Linked DNA regions of Homo sapiens: region 2 is linked to region 1. The links are chromatin loops, found by intact Hi-C in ENCODE. Cell type or tissue: heart right ventricle. All regions are shown on one strand. Each heading gives the region's core, and the rest is flanking DNA. Links, peaks and the distances in the headings are about the cores only.

Evidence for each region. Peaks named below come from ENCODE experiments on the same cell type or tissue, not always from the same donor. Only the 100,000 strongest peaks of a DNase experiment are listed, where the experiment ranks them.
Region 2: it touches region 1 in a loop (5-fold over the local background); 70 of 110 quality-filtered maps call a loop at or near these places.

The regions. Positions count from the first base shown.
Region 1 is chr1:205,138,507-205,143,944 of GRCh38, reverse strand. It overlaps DSTYK (dual serine/threonine and tyrosine protein kinase), which reads left to right. Exons shown (of 13, transcript NM_015375.3): 13 at 1-1,440. Among named protein-coding and RNA genes, the nearest start is that of RBBP5, 19 kb to the right of the region's middle. RefSeq lists a cis regulatory region at 2,156 and an enhancer at 2,084-2,228. In heart right ventricle, for the core only: CTCF peaks have their summits at 1,902 and 2,108 (motif pointing right); a DNase peak (open chromatin) is centred at 2,114; H3K27ac peaks cover 326 bases.
Region 2 is chr1:205,254,034-205,259,471 of GRCh38, reverse strand. All of the region lies in intron 2 of TMCC2 (transmembrane and coiled-coil domain family 2), which reads right to left. Among named protein-coding and RNA genes, the nearest start is that of TMCC2-AS1, 19 kb to the right of the region's middle. RefSeq lists an enhancer at 1,630-2,139. In heart right ventricle, for the core only: a CTCF peak has its summit at 3,114 (motif pointing right); a DNase peak (open chromatin) is centred at 3,131; H3K27ac peaks cover 1,277 bases.

The DNA of each region.
Region 1 (5,438 bases), core at 205-5,204:
ACTTTTGACTCCATCAACTTCAAGGGGACAGAGCCTAGGCAGCAGATTCTCCTAATTTTTAACACTAAAATTCAAGGAAGCAGTGGAGGAAAGAATGCATTACTACCACAGATAGAAATAGGGGACTCATAGAACTCTCGACTAGTACCTGTCAGCTCTCAAATGCATTCTTGTGTCTTTGCTTGAGCTGCCAAAGAAGGGTCACAAAGTGTTCTTCCTCATGGAAGAAGTGCCTCGGGGTTGCAGGGCTGCAAAGTGACAACTGCACTGAATGACACTTTATTTTTTGGCTTTGGCTTATTATTTAGCACTGGGAGGCCCAGGGGAATTGGTGATTACAGTAGCACTTTGGGAAGTTAAAGCCCCCTTTGGGCTTGCTTTGGAGAGATGATGGCATGCTTGGTATTCCATTTGGATAATCAGGAAGCCTCCCTAGTCCATCCATATTGTGTCAGAGTGGGATTAACAACCCTGGAAGAGTCCACTGCCAAAAGAGTAGTTGCTTTCCTGGAATTTCCAAAGCTTTTGGATTTTCTGGATCAAGTAACCCACTTTTTAAAACCTGAGGTCAGGAGTTCGAGACCAGCCTGGTAACATGGTGAAACCCCGTCTCTATTAAAAATAGAAAAAATTAGCCAGGCATGGTGGCGGGCACCTATAGTCCCAGCTACTCAGGAGGCTGAGGTAGGAGAATTGCTTGAACCCAGGAGACAGAGGCTGCATTGAGCCAAGATCACACCACTGCACTCCAGCCTGGGCAGCAGAGCAAGACTCCATCTCAAAAAAAAAAAAAAGAAAAAGAAAAAGAAGGTTAATCCTTCAGTTATGGAGGTGGGATGAATAGAGCTTGTTTGATGTTAAAGTGGGTAAGGAGGGAGTGGCCTTGAGACACTTGTATTCCAAACTCTCCTGGAGGTTTCCAGTAGCACTACTGTTCCTAAAAGGGTTTCATTTTTAACTTCATCTGTTTTGTTAACATCCAGTCCAATTGAGGTGATCTCAGAGGTGCATCAGGACATCTAGCACTGGGGAGGCCACCTTGCCCAGATAGTTGAAAAGAAAATTGGTCTGGGCAGCCTGTTGTCTTTTGTCTTCATGTAATGTTTTTTCTTTGTTTTAAAGGACTAATGTTTATTACAGTGTTAAATAAAAGTGTAAGATACTAAGTGTGTAGAATAAAAGTGCAATAACAAAAGACAATGACTTTGGCACACACTTCAGTCTTTATCCTCTCTCCTTTCTTGTGCTACCTGGCTCTTTCCATAATATTGTTACAGCAGGACCGTCTTAATTGTGTGCATTTTGAAGAGATGCGACTCTGGGTTAATCTTCATTAGTGTAATATTGAAGGGTTGGGTTTGGTTTTATAGAGTATTCTGTATACTTGTTGGGATACACAAATACCAGATGTGCTGTATAATAAAGATCACATTAACGTTTTAGGTTTCTATCTGTTTGGTTTTGGTTTTCCCTTACCTCACTACCCATAGTAACAGGACGTTCCCTAATCCATTCCATTTCCACTGGTGACCTTCAGTCAGATGTCTTTCAGTTTGCCTTAGGAGAGATGGATGGAACATGTTCCTCTCCCATCAGGGGCCCTCCCCAGCCACCATGGCTCTTGGCCTCTGGGTACTTTACATCATCACTACTGAAGGGTGGGGCAAGGGAATGGGAGATAGGATAGTGGAGAAAAGGGGTGAGATGATAGTCATGTATCTTCCAGAGCCTATCCTGGGTGACATGCTTTTTTCCAGCTTCTTTTAAGCACGAACCTGCAGCATTGTGAGTTCATATATGAGCCTAGCTACTCTATTATAATACATGGTGAGGGAACTGGGCACATAATCTTACGCTGGCCTATCTGCATGTAGTGTATTTTGCATTTTCTATTTAGGCTCACCCCAGTGCTGAGATTTGCTTGCTCAGCAGTGCCTGACAGGCACCACCATGGGCCACCGCCAAGAGACAGGCACCACTTCTAGTCACCAGGGAAGGTCAGCGTGCAGCACGAGGTGCGTTTGCTTTGGTTTGTTTTTTGTTATCATACCATGTCCGGCTTGTGTGGCTGTCATTTTTTGCTGTAAGTACTTTTGGTTTGACTGCAACACAAGGTTAGCCAGCAGATGGCAGCACATCTTAAATAGCTGGTGTAGTCCTGCTCCTTGAGGTTGATCTCGCTGGTTCTCAGCCTATACCGACACAGTATTCATTTAATGCAACTGAAGCCGGTTAGCTCAGTTAGTTAATGCTAATAATGCAGATAAGCCTTATTTTATTTTATTTTTTATTTTGGAGACAGTGTCTTGCTCTTGCTGTTGCCCCAGCTGGAGTGCAGTGGCACAAACATAGCTCACGGTAGCCTTGACCTCCTGGGCTCAAGCAATCTTCCTGCTTCAACCTCCTGAGTATCTGGACCACAGATGCATGCCATCGTGCCTGGCTGTTTTTGTTTGTTTAAGGACAGGGTCTGGCTATGTTGCCCAGGCTGGTCTCAAACTCCTGGGCTCAAGCAATACTGCCTCAGCCTCCCAAAGTGCTGGGATTATAAGTGTGAGCCATGCACCCAGCCCAGATAAGCCTCTTAACACTTGTGAAACTCTCTAGTAACTCCAGCCACACTTCATAGTTAAATATATCCCATCTTATATGCATATGCCCTGTATTTTCCTAGGAAGTTCAGTGTGACGGAGTTCTCTTAACCTCTTCCTTTGCCCTTATTACTTTGGAAAAAAATAGCTTGTGGTATACACATTTTCAGATTGGGTATGCTTTTTCAAGAACACATCCCTCAGTAGGTATGTGCCCTGAGTAGGGCAACTTGAGTGGCCTTCCTGATCCTTTATTTCGGTGGAGTTCAGGCTTCTGAACATTATTAAATTCAACCTCAAAATTTCTGTCTTTAGCAGAATCCCAAGGAGTCCATGAAGTGCTAACTGAATAACCTCCTTTGGAGTGCAGTTACTACGGGGAGACACACACTGATTGAGGCCTCTTGTGGCCCTTCTAGGGAGAGTCTATTCCTTGGTATATTTTATTTTCATTTTTATTTTTTTGAGATAGAGTCTCACTCTCCCAGGCTGTAGTGCAATGGTGTGATCTCAGCTCACTGCAACCTCCGCCTCCCAGGTTCAAGCTGTTCTCCTGCCTCAGCCTCCTGAGTAGCTGGGATTACAGGCACGCACCACCATGCCCAGCTAATTTTTGTATTTTTAGTAGAGACAGGGTTTCGCCACGTTGGCCAGGCTGGTCTCGAACTCCTGACCTCAGGTGATCTGGCCTCCCAAAGCGTTGGGATTACATGCATGAACCAGCACTCCTGGCCCCCTTGGTATATTTTGAAGTTAGCATTTCAAATCCATGAAAAAAATAGATTAGTCAGTAAAGTTGGCTATCCCCTTGTTTTAGTCTTTTCCTGCTACTATAACAAAATACCACAGACCAGGTAATTTATAAATAACAAATTTATTCCTCATAGTTTTGGGAGCTGGGAAGTTCATGATTGAGGTGCCAGCAGGGTCACTATCTGGTAAGAACTGCTCTGTGCTTCCAAGATGGCACCTTGTTGCTGCGTCCCTCAGGAGACTAACGCTGTCCTCACATGGCAGAAGAGATGGAAGAACTAGGCAGCCCTCTGAGCCTCTTTATAGTGCCATTAATCCTATCCGTGAGGGCTAAGCCCGCATGGCCTAATCACCTCCCAAAGGCCCCACCTCTTAATAGCTTGGGGTTTGAGTTCCAACATAGGAATTCTGGAGGGACACATGCATTCAAATCATATCACCACCTGAGGAAAAAAATACTTAAATCATCATGTGAAAAAAAAGTCCAGGTCTGGGAGAGATGTAAATGTAAAAACACAAAACAAAAAAACAAAACTGTAGGCTGGGCACAGTGGCTTGTCCGGGCACGGTGGCTCATGCCTGTAATCCTAGTACTTTCAGAGGCTGAGGTGGGCAGATCACCTGAGATCAGGAGTTTGAGACTAGCCTGGCCAATATGGTGTCTACTAAAAATACAAACATTAGCCAGGTGTGGTGGTGCATGCCTGTGACCCCAGCTACTGGGGAGGCTAAGGCAGGAGGAGAATCACTTGAACCTGGGAGGCAGAGGCTGCAGTGAGCTGATCATGCCACTGCACTCCAGCCTGAGCAACAGAGCAAGACTCCATCTCAAACAACAAAAAAAGAATATATATAACATAACCCATTTTTTGGTAAAAATCCCTTTGTTCCCCATAACCCCAAATTATCTAGAGATTTAGTCCATCTGGCCAGGAGCAGTGGCTCATGCCTGTAATCCCAGCACTTTGGGAGGCTGAGGCGGGTGGATCTCAAGGTCAGGAGATCAAGACCATCCTGGCTAACACAGTGAAACCCTGTCTCTACTAAAAATACAAAAAATTAGCCAGGCGTGGTGGCGGGTGCCTGTAGTCCCAGCTACTTGGGAGGCTGAGGCAGGAGAATGGTGTGAACCTGGGAGGCGGAGCTTGCAGTGAGCTGAGACTGCGCCACTGCACTCTAGCCTGGGTGACAGAGCAAGACTCCGTCTCAAAAAAAAGAGAGAGATTTAGCCCATCTGCATGTATAGTGCACAGAAAAAAAAATTTGTAAATGTATAAATCAAACTGATAATAGTGATTTTCCTAAAGAGGCAACTTCCAACTTTTAGAGTATGGAATTTCTGTTACTGTATTGTTTATCTGCTATGAACATCTAGAAAATGAATCCTGGCTAATTTAGGAGGAAGGAAATATGTATTGGAAAAATACTAGTGCCTCAAAAAATCAACAACTAGAACTGGAAGATCAGACTCACAGAATCAGTAGGCAGGACCGGTAGCAGGAACAGCCACAGACAAACCCCTCAGACACCGAGTTAAAGAAGGAAGGGGTTTATTCGGCCGGGAGCATCGGCAAGACTCCTGTCTCAAGAGCCGAGCTCCCCGAGTGAGCAATTCCTGTCCCTTTTAAGGGCTCACAACTCTAAGGGGGTCCACGTGAGAGGGTCGTGATCGATTGAGCAAGCAGGGGGTACGTGACTGGGGGCTGCATACACCGGTAATTAGAAAGGAACTGAACAGGACAGGATCTTCACAGTGCCTTTTTTATGCAAATAACCAATTAGGTCAGGGGTCGATCTTTAACTGCCAGGCCCAGGGTGTGGCGCCAGGCTGTCTGCTTGTGGATTTCATTTCTGCCTTTTAGTTTTTACTTCTTCTTTCTTTGGAGGCAGAAATTGGGCACAAGACAATATGAGGGGTGGTCTCCTCCCTTAGAACCAGAGCAGCTTTGCAAGCTTTTGCAAAGGCCTGTCTAAGGCTATGATGAACCATCTTTACTCCCTCATGAGTTAGCAGCCAGGGCGCGTTTTCTCGACTGGCCCAGCATAGGTCCCAGGCCCATCTTCTAGCTTTACTGGTTCAGAACTGGAAGGATC
Region 2 (5,438 bases), core at 133-5,132, 120 kb before region 1:
CATAATGTAAATGCATTAAGCAGTTTTCAAGATAGACCACAGAAACAGCTGCCATTTGCAAGGAACATGTGCTCCACACCTGTGCTCCCAGCTGCACGAGAAAGCTGTACCTCTGACCCTCCTCCCTCTGAGGCAGGCAGCCCCTTCCCAGACTCGCAAAGAACCCGTTAGGGTCCCCACAGCAGGCTGACAGGGAGAAAGGGGCCTTCTCATGTTAGCCATCTGCTCAGGAGTTGGAAAGACAATATAAGGTCACTCTTAGATGGAAAAAAAAAAAAGACAAAGAAAAAGCTTTGGGGGTTCCTATGCTTCCCTTTAGGAAAGCAGGGCAGCCCAGTCATCCTGACAATGGAGTCAGGTGTCAACCCTGGCTTGTCTATGGGTCTAGACAAGCAGGCCCAGGCCTGTGCAGAACACCGCTCCTGGGAGCAAGGTCTGGGCTCCCAGTGGGTCAGAGCCCAGCAGGCGAGTGCGGCCCCGGGGCTGGCAGGCCTGGGTGACTCAGCAGAGATGCTTCAATCTGCTGACTGCTGCCCCGTGACTCTGATTTCAGTGGCCCTCTCGGGATAAAGAACGCTCAGATTCCCTTTTTCTACCCATTCTCAGATGGAAGGGGAGGTCAACCAGACTAGGATGGAGAGGAAAGCCTACAGCCAGCTAAAATCCTTCAACCCAAAGAGGTCATGTGACCTTACGGTAAAGTTGGGAGAGAAGGAACTTGAAATTTCTTGTACCAACCCAACATTCCAGCAAGAGCAGGGTGGAAAAATTATTCCAACCCTTGGTCCTGAAGTCAGAGGCTTTCCCCATTCCATTTTTTCAACTCAGCAGGAATAGCCCGGTGGGGCTGGTGGCTCTCTGCCTTCCTGGTGAGGATATGTGGGTAACAGGAAGCTGCTCACTCCAGCTCTGGATGTGTCATCACAGCTGACCCGGGTGCTCCCAGGTGGGCAAAGGGGTGGGGGTGGAGAAAGAGCCTACCTATCGGTTTAATTGGTGCCTGGGAGCCTAAGCGGCTTTTCTCAAGAGGGCAGGCACCACGTGCTCAGACACTGAATGGGACACATGTGGGGCAGTATGGACCTGAGTCAGTTCACCATGGGCACAAGGGGGTGACAAAACCCCTGTAGCAAGGCCCCAGCTGCCACATGGGGGATTCGAAGGGCAGAGCATGCCCTCAGTAGCTTTAAAAGGCATCTCGCTCTACTACAAGGGGATTTCAGGTGCAAACTACCGAGAGACAAGGAAAGTCACTCACTCATCCTTTCAAGCAGCAACTACTCATCTCCAGGCAGTGCAGAGCCAGCTGCCTATTATCAGCTGACACCAGGTAGAGGCTTCCACCTGCCACCTCCTGTGGCCAGCAAGTTCTTCCTCCTGCCCTGACCCTAAGGGCTACTCTCTTGTCCTGGTGGAGACATCCCTCTCATCTAACCCTTGGCTTCTAGCCCCTTCCATTAGGGCCACCCCTCAGTTCTGATGAAAACTACATCCTCCCCTCAGTGTCTGCCCTGTGGAGAACAAAGCCCTTTTGTCCAGTAAATGTCCTGCACCCTCCTCGTCTCCTCACACCCACAGATCCCAGTTGGGGCCCCGAGCTCCCCTCTCATATTCAGGTCTTCTCCATTGTCCATCCTCTGAATTCCCTAAAAACTCTCAGTACCCAAACATTTTACTCCTTATGGCCTCTCCCACTGTCTCCCTGGGGTCAGCACTCACTGGACCTTCACAGTCCCCATTCCTGTCACTGTTTCTTCACAGACACAAGCGACCACAACCAGGAACACCCCTCCACTTAATAAGGTGCCTGGGCCCCAGCTGAAGTGCCACATAGCCACAGCTTCTGGAGGCATCTCTGCCAGGGTTCACCTGCCTTCCTGCACAGGGCGCCCACATCCAACCCCAGGGGCTCTCCCAGCATTTGGCAGCCTAAGGCTCCTCCCTTCTCCCACCCACAAACAGTTCTCTATACCTGGAGGAGAGCTCCCTGAGAGACTGGAGTGTAAGCACAGCCCACCTGACTAACTGCAGAACAGGCCTTTTCCCATCCCCCAACTCCACCCCGCCCGGTGAAATTCTCTCCTTCCACCCACCAGACGCCTCACCTGTGTGGGCACTGTTTCCCGAAGCCGTGCCGGCGATGAGGTACCCGGGGCTCTGAGGCCCCAGCTGTCTGCGGACTGTGTCAGGCCCCCGGGGTCACAGACCCTGGGCAGCACTGGGCTGCGAGCAGGTGTGCCTGAGTTCCCAGACTCTGCAGCCGCCATCTCCAGACTGAGGCACAGCCTGGGGATTAGGGGCGGATTGCTCTAGGAGATTTCCCCCTCCCCTGGGGCTCACGGGCTGCTCCTTCCCATCTGGCAGGAGACAGGGAGGATCACCGAGCGCGGGAGGACCGAGCTCTGATGAGATGCCCCTCCACAAGTCCAGCTGTTCCACTGTGAGTTGTGTGCATAAGGACACCCAGGTGTGACAGGCATCAATGAGGAGGGGTGGGGGTGGGGGGCAAAGGGGGTTGAAAGGGATGTGCACGAGGACACATGACATGTGCACCTGCATCCTTCAACCACCCAGAAGACAGGCACTCCACCTCACCCCTCCCATCTCACAGAAATGCCTCCCATGATCAGAAGCTCCTCTCACAAACAGAGCAGTCTCATGGATTCGGAATGGAAGTGAGCCTCCCAGCCAGCCTTCCAGGATAGCGAAGAGCTCTCCAAAGCCAAAAAAGACTAGAGCCTGGAGGGGGGCTCCCTGGCAGATCCTAACACAGCCAGCTCCAGCCAGAGTCCTCTCCTCCTCTCCCTGCTGCCCTGCCCGTTGGCTTAAGGCACCATCACTTCCAAGGCAGTTTCTCTACTCCAATAACCACCTGGAGGAAGCTGACAGCAGCCAGCCTCACCAGGGGAATTCTTCTGCCCTGAGATCCTGTCCCAGAAATCCAGTCTCTGCCCTGGACACCAATGGCCACTTCTGCACTAGCTTCTGCTTCCCAGTCTCTGCCAGCATTGCCCTGGCAAAAACACCCAAGATAAAGCACAGATGGGAAACTCACAGCAGTCTCTTCCTCCTTGGACTTCATCTTGACAGTGCCAGCAGGAAATTCTGTGAGTGGCCAGCAGAGGGGGACAGAGGTCCACAGCTGAGGACAATGAGCAGTGAGCAGTGTCACCGGCTGGCCAGCTGAGTCCTGGGGCCTGCTGGATCTCTCTAATGGCAGCTTCTCACAGCAGAACTGTCGTTCAGAAAGACATGGATTCTGCACCCACTTGAGTCTGGTGAGGAACTCCAGGCTTAAATACTGATGGCCGACACGCGTCACGTTGATTGGGTAGTCCCAAATTCAAGAAGGTGTGAAGAGATAAGGGCCCAGTGCTATCTCTGGGAGCCAGTGCCAGGGCTTGCAGGCCAAAATCACTGAGATCAGGAGTCCTCATACCCTGGGCTCATGGAAACTATACAAACATTTGTGGTTGGCTGATGACTTGGGGTTTGTGAAGAAGCCTGGCAAAGCATATTACATAGGTCCCAATTTCTGGGGCCAGCTCTGACCTGTAGGGCCAGGGAACACTTCTGGCAGCTCCCCTACTTCTGCAAATGATCCCCCTCCTATGGTACTGGATCTTGACTTTATATTTTCGCACCAAGCACTGTTCTTGCATAAGGGTTATTTGTAAATAGGTCTTATGCCCCTATTAAATGATAAGGCAGGGATCAGATCTTATGTTCATCTGGACCATTCACTGTGCCTAGCATAAGACTGATCCTCCCTCAATACTGACATCGTAAAACAATGAAATGATCTACCTCATTTAGCTGCCATGAAAGGCAGTCCAGCCACTGCAGTTCTGTCTCAGGTAGAAACAAAGACAGCTTGGTCTTCTCATACTCAAGATACCCCTTCTTTTTTCACTTTTTGAGATGGAGTTTTGCCCTGTCACCAGGCTGGAATGCATTGACGCGATCTTGGCTCACTGCAACCTCCACCTCCTGGGTTCAACCGATTCTCCTGCTTCAGTCTCCCAAGTAGCTGGGACTACAGGCGTGCACCACCACGCCCAGCTAATTTTTGTATTTTTAGTACAGAGACGAGGTTTCACCACGTTGGCCAGGATGGTCTTGATCTCTTGACCTCGTGATCCACCCGCCTCAGCCTCCCAAAATGCTGGGATTACAGGCATGAGCCACTGCACCCGGCCAAGATACCCCTTCTCTGCCCGCTCCAGGCTAGGCCCCACCAAGCTAGGATTTTTTTTTTTTTTTTTTTTTGAGACAGGATCTTGCTCTGTCACCCAGACTGGAGTGCAGTGGCACGATCACACCTCACTACAGCCTTGACCTCCCAGGCTCAAGCAATCCTCCCACCTCAACCACCTAAGTAGCTAGGACTACTGGTGTGCACCACCATGTCTAGCTAGTTTTTGCAGAGATGGGGTTTCACCATGTTGCTCAGGCTGACCTTGAACTCCTGGGCACAAACGATCCACCTGCCTTGGCCTCCCAAAGTGCTGGGATTACAGGTGTGAGCCACCATGCCCAGCCCAAGCTAACATTTTAAACTTTTTCTTATTAAGCAGAGGAAAAGGAAGAGAAGGCAGTGGCAGCAGGAGACAGGTGGGGAGGGGCCGAGTGAGCTGAGAGCCCTGGGGTTCACTCTGCATGGTAGGTCTCTCTGTGCTTCCCGGGATCAGGAGGGCTCAGAAGCAACAGAAAGAGTTTCCTGCAAGGCCATGCTGCACCACCAGAATGAACTGGGGAGAGCTGCCCCCAACACAGGCACCTGGCAGCTCCCTAATGGAAGGTTATAGCTCCACTCCAAGAGCAGCTTACCCATCAGCACAATAACTGAACAGCAGGAAAACAGGGGTTCAGGAGGGAACCAATAGTTCACTAGGAGAAAAGTAGCAAACAAGAACCAGGGAGATGTCTGCCAGGCAAGCTAGCAGCAGAGCAATGCTTTTCTAAGCCTGCTCGTCTTTATACATGAGACGTGTTCCCAAATCTGCCAAGGATGCAGAGCTTCCTGTGGTGGGGGTGGGGAACAGATAGCCCAAAGCATGGTGGCATGGTGGGAAAGGCCCTGTAGAGCCCTGGGCGTGAGACTCACTTCCATGCTTTCTAAGTGACCTTGGTCAAGTCACTGTAGGCGCTGAGACTGTTTCCACAAATGTGATGGGAGGACGGCGTAAAGACAGGGGGTTAAGGTGAATGTGTCTGGCAGGAAGATGTGCCAGAGCTGGGCTCGCTGGGCACTGGATGAGCCTTTCAGTGGCCCACAGAGTGCTTGGGAGTCAGAAGACCTGGTCTAAAATCCACACCCTGCCACTTGCTAGCTGTGCGGCTTCCATGTTCTGTCCGTGCCGCTTCACAACTGTGAGGAGGCAGGAGCAACTACAAAGCAGCAGCTTGGACGAGGCGGCCTTGGAGAGTGAGACCAG